Regions from separate parts of the Homo sapiens genome. Here region 2 is linked to region 1. The links are chromatin contacts, found by Hi-C in ENCODE. All regions are on one chromosome and are shown on one strand. Each heading gives the region's core, a stretch centred on a gene start or an enhancer-like site at or near the end of the contact. The rest is flanking DNA. Distances are from core to core; before and after follow the strand shown.

Region 1 (3,774 bases), core at 306-2,805:
ATTTTTCGGAAAGACTCTTGCCTCATTTTTGCATTCTCTATCTTAGAGATTAAAGGCAGATACTTATGTCTTCAGTTAGCACCACATAATAGTGAATTCCTTCAAAAACTATTTACATAATGCAAAAATCTAATTTTAAAAAAAAGGATACATTCCTAAAAAAAAAAAAATTCATATGAGGCCAGGCGTAGTGGCTCATGCCTGTAATCCCAGCACTTTGAGAGGTCGAGGCGGGTGGATCACAAGGTCAGGAGGTCAAGAACAGCCTGACTAACATGGTGAAACCCCATCTCTACTAAAAATACAAAAATTAGCCAAGCATGGTGGCATGCGCTTGTAGTTCCAACTACTCAGGAGGCTGAGGCAGGAGAATCGCTTGAACCCAGGAGGTGGAGGTTGCAGTGAGCCAAGATCGCACCACTGCACTCCAGCCTGGGCAACAGAGTGAGACGCCATCACACAAAAAAAAAAATAATCATGTGAAGAAACTGGCCCTTTGCCCTGGGATGCTTGAAGACTGGTTTTTGGAACTGACATTATTAATGTCCAAGATAGAAGCATTGTAACTGAGTAAAGAAGCAAATTTCCAAGTGGTATCTATAGTATTTCCCTCTTTTATAGTAATAATATAGTGTATGTACTGAAAATATCTCCAGGACTGTATAACCAAAAAGTGGACCAAAAAATCCCTTGAATGGGAGACCTTTCATGGTCCTATCTTACATGTTTCTGTGGAGCTTTCATTTTTAAGCTTTTCCAATCAGAAAAAATAAATTGAATAAAGACTTACGCGTTGGCTATTATTTTGAGGCACTGACACTCTGGATATTGGAAATAGGCTGAGTTTGATCATTGCATTTCAAAGCACAGATTTTCCCGCACAAACCAAACTAGAGGAGAAATGCCACGCAATGCAATTTATGCTAGAAAAGGCTTGGCCCTGCGCGGAGGTAGGGCGAGTGGAGCTGCACAGTGAGACCTGCGTGCGGGAGGCGCACTCCACCTCAACCCAGCGCGCCGCCTGGAACAGCCCCCGGAGCCGGGGAGCTGAGCTAGGGAAGGCCGAGGGCTTTGCCTGCAGGCCATTGTTAATAAAACTCATTACTCTGGGAATGTTCCGAGGCAGCCCGACCCTTGCCTGCCTAAGAAAATCAGCCTCTGCTCCTCATTCTAAGCCCTTATCCAACGTCCCCACCTGCAAGACCAGTTCCTGAGGGTCGGCATGAAGAAGAGGAAAAGCACGTGGAGGATAGAGTAAAATACGTAGACTAAGAGAGAAAGTAGGATGCGGTGATGGAAGTGAGAGCCGCTTGGAAAAAACTGGGAGAGAGGAGGAGGAGGTGGCGCTTGGAGCAGCAAAGACTCTGCGGTGTGTGCGCGTGCGCGCGAGAAAGAATGGGGAAAGTAATAGATACTCGAAAGGCTGACTGGGTTGATGAATGGAATTCCCCTCCGTAATTTTTGGAGTCATAATTTTTGCCCCTTGGACTGTGCTTCTTGAAGTGCAGCGTGCCTGGAGCCCGGGCCGTGGGGCCACTCGGCTACGGATGCTATGTGATCTAACCAGGACCCAGGAAGGGGCCCTCTGGCTGCAGTGAGAGAGGGGTACACGGGGCGACACGCAGTGTTCTCAGGAGGGCGGCACAGCTGCTGCAGGTGAGAAGTGCTGGGGACGGTCGAGATCACTGGACGCCCTCAGAAATGGTACTGCGGCTGGAGAAATCATTAACGAGGAAAGAAATAACCCAATTTCCGGGAGGCTGGGACAGGAGAATTGCTTGAACCCGGGAGCAGAGGTTGCCGGGAGCCGAGATCGCGCCACTGCACTCCAGCCTGGGCGACAGAGCGAGATTCCGTCTCAAAAAAAAAAAAGAAAAGAAAAGAAAAGAAAGGAAAAGAAAAGAAGAGAAAAGAAAGAAACACCCAATTTCAGAAAGAGATGAGAATGGAGAGCTCAGAAGACACAATTTCTCTCTCACACTTCTGCCTTCTGGCCACATCCTCCCAGACAGGATAAATTTGAAGGTGGTTCCCCCACGCCCCGCTAAAGAAAGGTAGAGGGAAAAGTGGATGATTAATGATTGCCTGGGCTGACTTAAGTCACAGGCATTATGAATAAAAAGCAGTATGAATTACCAACCCCTGGAGCAATCCCTGTCTCCTACATTCCGGATCTTTAATGGTGCCAGCCCTGCCCTTGAACTGAGTTACTCCTAAACTCGAATTTGAATTTGTTAAACTACTTAGTCACGGTGAACTCTTTAGTGAAGCTGAAATTTTCAGAGTAAATGATTTTATGGTAGAGTTCTTTTAAAATACAATGCTTTTACAAACTAGTCCACTTTTGGCTGCCACACATTTTAGGTTTAAATGAACCATATTTTAAAATATTATAATGAACACTTCCTGTGTTGTCAGGTAGAGACCACTGTTAAAGCAGTTTCTCAGGTGTTTGAAAACAGGTTGTTACCATTCATTCTTAAAAATATTAGTCTTGGGCTTTAGACTTAGAAGACCTGGGCTTCAGGTTCCACTCACTACTAACTTGGGCAAGTTATTTACCTTATGAGCATCCTTTCCTAATCTGTAGAAAGAAAACAAAAAAAAGAATAAGAATAGCACTTCACAGAGCTTTTGTCAGAATTAAATTAGATAAACGACAGAAATGGATCTGGCACCATACCCAGCACATTCTAAATGTTAGTTTTCTTTCTCTTCAAATTATTAATTTGCTTTGCAAACCTATTTTCCTGCATCAACAGTGCAGTGAACTCTAGATGAGCATTTTAGAATCACATGTAATTTTAAATTATTGGGGTATGTGTTAATAATGCTGTTTCTTATAATAATTTATGGCAATCAATATTAAATTGCATAACAAATATTCCTTTGCAATACACACATAAAATCAGATGCTTCTATTCAACAATCAGCTCTCAGTCCCTGGTCTGACCATAAGTTTATCAATAGTCTATCCTGAACCTATTTTGGTATCACATGTGATTCTCATTTCTGGGCCTGGCTTCAGGCCTTTGGGCCATAGATCTAGACTGCAGCTTCCTGAGATGACCTGTGCAGACTGCTCATATCCAACACCTCTTATTCATGTTTAAAATATGCAGAAGGCAAAAGTAGGAAACTTAGCAGGAAGTAGAGCTAAATGGACAGTTATGACAATTCTGTCCCCCTCTGCCTGCCAGTTCCTCCCAAGCACCCACTCCAGGGAAACACTGGAAAGCCTGCAGAATCACAGCAGTGGTTTTTATTTTGAATGAGATTAATTTTGTCGGTGTCATTTACAAATAATTTTTTTTAACTTCCAAAACTTTAGCTAAATTGAAACTGTGGTCTGATGGCTGTTAACAAAGATTAAAAATCAAAAGGGTCCATGTCCAGTTTTCAATGTTGTATAGATTTTATAAACGCTCAGAATCAGTTTTGTTTCTGTTATTATTATTATATTATATTATTATTATTATTATTATACTTTAAGATCTGGGATACATGTGCAGAATGTGCAGGTTACATAGGTGTACATGTGCCATGGTGGTTTGCTGCACCCATCAACCCATCATCCACATTAGGTATTTCTCCTAACGCTTTCCCTCCCTTTGCCTCCCACCCCCTGAAAGGCCCCCGTGTGTGGTGTTCCCCTCCCTGTTCCCATGTGTCCTCATTGTTCACCTCCCACTTATGAGTAAGAACATGCAGTGTTTGGTTTTCTGTTCCTGTGTTAGTTTGCTGAGAATGATGGTTTCCAGCTTCATCCATGTC
Region 2 (4,104 bases), core at 1,225-3,724, 980 kb before region 1:
GGTACATACACTTTCTGTCCTGAGGACCCCTCCCCTTGCTCACCCTAGAGATGGCAAATGTGAAGAGCTGATTTATCTCTGCAGATTTGCAGCTTCTGGGATTCAGGAGTGGAGCCGCATTTGTATCCCTCTCCAGCCAGAGAAACTGGTGGACTTTCACACTGGCCAGTTGGATATGTGGAAGAAGAAATAAAGTTCATAACTTTGGGGATGCAAAGGAAACTGTTTTCATGATTCCCCAAAAAGCTAATCACAGGAGAGCTCTGTGAAGTTGGCCAAGGGCATGCTTTGAGAATGATAGATTTAACGTTTGCTTTCTTTGGCCTGGACGTTTCCCAGAGTCTCCTTATATCTTTTCTTGATACATAATGTGCATTCTAAGGGAGGCAAGGGAGGACTGTAACTTGGCACAATCTTCCTTACATGTAAATCCCTAAACTGAAACGAAAGACTACGATACGCTGACACAGAGAAGATGATGGGAAGGGAAATAAAGAGGGGACAATCATCTATAAATTTTAATAAAACTCTGACTTAATTTAGTATAACAGTCTTGTGATTTAATAAAGCACATATTAAATAATGAAAAGGTGCTTGCTTGAAATGGCTTTCAGTAAATATTGTCAACAATAACTGGCCTTTTCTTTATTGTCATAAATGTCCCTGCCAATAATACTAGATATGTAATCAAAGAATATCTACAACTCCAGTTACTGCTCTGTTTTTCCACATGTGATTTGGACCCTTTAGTCACAAATATAAGATGAAGTCTATTTACAGACACCTTTCCTTTGGCAGACACTAATTAAGAATGAGAAAGATAATGAGAAAATTTTGATAAATGAAGAATGAAGGAGAAACAAATGGTTCTCTCCAGGGTATTCCCAGAGCTCTGGCCTTGAAAGATGGGGCAAAGCAGGAATGTCAGGAATTGCAGGCATGAGAATGGAGGTGGCTGGAGATATTCCATAACCAGACCAGACAGACACTGCAGAGCACCGTGTGACATAGACTGGGGAGAAACCAGAAGGTCGGGGGAAGGGAAAAGCAAAGTCCAGAGGCCTGGACAGAGTCCAGACCAACATCCTTCCTGCTGCAGAGCTTTAGGTGGTGGACCCACAGTGGGATGTCTCATGGATGCCTTTCACAACACGGATTTGGCACTCACTCTTTGTCAAGAAAGGGGCCAGGCACCAGGGGTATATGCCAGATTTCCCACTGATGGTTGAGCTCCAGGCCCTATAAGCCTACAAAGGCTGGCTCAAGGAGGCCAGCTGTGAACACTCATGGCCCTGCAGTCTACCCTATGCCAACTCTAATGCTGGCAGGTTTTCACCTCACCTGCATTATTTTCTGCCTTTGCTGTATTTTGAAAGACAAACAGAAGATTATCTAACAAATACTGAAGTAGTCATTGGGATTACAGGGATCCACATGGTCAAAGGAGGTGAGGGGCGAACAATGAAGCTGTGTGTCCCAGGAGCTGTCAGTGTGCACATGGCTGGTCTATAGCATGAGAAAGGTAGGAGGAGGGCAGTGGATGTCAGTTTATGAAGGATAAAGGTTGTCAAAGTATTCCAATTAGGGGGCCGTCACCTACTAGCCTTCTGCTTTAAGAAGACCAGCCTGGCCAGGCGTAATGGTTCATGCCTGTAATCCCAGCACTTTGGAAGGCCAAGGCAGGTGGATCACCTGAGGTCAGGAGTTTGAGACCAGCCTGGCCAACATGGTGAAACCCTGTCTCTACTAAAAATACAAAAAATTAGCGGGTGTGATGGTGGATGCCTGTAATCCCAGCTATCTGGAAAGCTGAGGCAGGAGAATCACTTGAACCTGGGAGGCAGATGTTGCAGTGAGCCGAGATAGAGCCACTGCACTCTAGCCTGGGCAACAAGAGTGAAACTCCGTCTCAATTTAGAAAAAAGAGAAGACCAGGCTGACTACAACCCCAGGGACAGTCAGTGGCTTACACAGATCTTCTGGAACCTGATGTTATACAATTTGAGGAGCCCTTCTTAAGCAAAAAAATTCAAAACCAAGAATATATAATTAGGTATAAAACTGAACAGTTATTTAGAATGAGAAGATAAACCTCAAAAAAAATAGAACTTTAGAATGATGATAAATACCACAACCATAGGTTAAAACATGAGAATTCCAATAAATCTCTTTTGCAGAATTCTCATCAAGGAGGAAAGGAAAATGTATGAGGCCTGTATAATTGTATACACAGCATGGCGTGCTATATTCCTGAAAGGAGACAACTTCTGTTTTGACTAGCTGTCATTGAAAACAAAGTCCTCTGCTTACGATTTTACATATCTGACTTTGGAAGAATTTTCCAGAGACCAGCTTCCTGCTTTGTATATTTCAAACTTTGCTTCTCCTTGATTCTGCATAAACGTCTGGTGTCAGATGCTGCAGGACAAATTCATATCACCAGATGACGTTTGACCCTCCACTTCCTGTCACGAGGCTGGGTGCGTCAGTGCAGGGGGCCGTAGGAGTATTCCTAGAAGCCGTTCCTACACCAGGATGACTAGTAATAACTTAACTGCATTCAGAAACAACTACCAACCACAAAAATATCCCCTACTGAACCCAAACTAAATATATTCGCAACTCAACTTCCTTTTAGCTGGGGCCCCAAAGTGCTGGTGACGACGCTGACACCCTAACAGTAGGTGCACAGAGGGGAAGTCGAAACAGAAAGGGGAAGCAGTCTTAACCAATTATGGCTAAATATAGCTCACTTTTAATACATTTTACAAAAATATATGACCATGTGAACACATTGCAAGGTCTTCCCCCAGCTCTTGTAAGGGACCGTGCAAGTGAGGCCCTGAGCTGAAGTTTATTAGTTTATTAGCTAACAGGTAGATCTTTCTCTGAGGACTCACAGATCTATCTGGTGGTCTGACTGCAGCTGAGGACCCCAATCTGGAGTAATAGTAAATAGCTGTAGAAGCCAAGGATCAGAGGCGAGGCAATGCCATTGTAGTGGAAGGGATACATTCGAATGGTAATTAGCAGGTGGAACCAAGATGATTACAGTTTGGAAGAGGACAGAGTTAAAAATGTGGCACCATCTAGTCTGGCACTTGCCCCTCTTAATTTATCCAAAACATTGAACAACACTTAATAACTTGTGCCAGGCATAGTGCTTGCTGCCAAGCAGAGGGGAGGGTGTGTGACCTGGGCTGTGAACTCATACTGGCCGGCTCGCTGTAGCGTCCCCTGCCAGCCTCAGCTCCAGAGGATGTCTGTTTCTCCTCTACTCAGTCAGCAAGGGATCTTTCTCTTTGTTCTTACGAATGAGGCCACCCATTAAGATGTGTCTAGATACTTTGGCTCCCAGGTCACACCCAACTATTGCCTCTTTTTGATCCAATATATACTTTTTCCGTAAACTGGTCAAAACCCATACTTACACAGAGATGGAAAGAGGAGTATAATTTCAAATTGCAAGGGGAAGCTGGATATAACTCAGTTTTTAAATCTCGAATGTATATATTTTTGGCCTGATTTCCCACTCTGAACCCCCAAATCAGTAAAATCACAAGGTGAATGCAAACAGGAAAGAGAAAGGAGAAAACATGTCTGCCAGCCCATAGATATGACCCTGGGGCCCTGGGGGAAAAGAGAAAGCAGGCACTTTCCCATCATTACGGCTGCACCACCGCAGTAATGATGCCCTGAGAACATGAAAGCCAGCAGTAGGGGAAACCCCACCAAACATTTGAGATCCGCAGTCTAGGGATTACTCCCCGCCAGGCACTCGATCTTTGCACAAATCTTACAGCTAACGTGCTCCTTTCACAGGAAGCCTTTACTGCTTCTCAAATAATCCCGAAAGGAGAGTTGCTGGATGTCCCATAATGAATAAAACTGCTGATAGGAATGGAAAAAGTTTATGAAGGATTTGTAAACCCAAAATACCATATGTGGAGTCAGAACGTTTTATTTATACCTTTGCCTGATACTTTGCCCGCGCATACAGGATTATGGAAGAAATATATGGCCGCCTGCTGGCCCAGAATTCTCTCAGGCCATCCCCACCGGCCTGCAGGGAGCGCCGCTGACCCTGGGCCAAACGTCCTGTAG

The links. A loop is a pair of places that touch in the nucleus more often than their neighbours do. Pooled maps may share reads with other maps.
Region 2: a loop to region 1 is called in a pooled map, with 5 times the contacts of the local background. The contact joins two enhancer-like sites. A Hi-C loop is called at or near these places in 15 of 37 single-sample maps with no recorded cell type and 13 of 50 pooled maps.

The regions. Positions count from the first base shown.
Region 1 is chr7:42,855,681-42,859,454 of GRCh38, forward strand. No RefSeq gene overlaps it. Among named protein-coding and RNA genes, the nearest start is that of C7orf25, 55 kb to the right of the region's middle. Within about 2 kb of position 1,556, at least 5 of the 41 ENCODE cell types and tissues checked have a DNase peak (open chromatin) inside an H3K27ac peak, as active enhancers do.
Region 2 is chr7:41,879,262-41,883,365 of GRCh38, forward strand. No RefSeq gene overlaps it. Among named protein-coding and RNA genes, the nearest start is that of INHBA, 180 kb to the left of the region's middle. RefSeq lists an enhancer at 2,178-2,727. Within about 2 kb of position 2,475, at least 12 of the 41 ENCODE cell types and tissues checked have a DNase peak (open chromatin) inside an H3K27ac peak, as active enhancers do.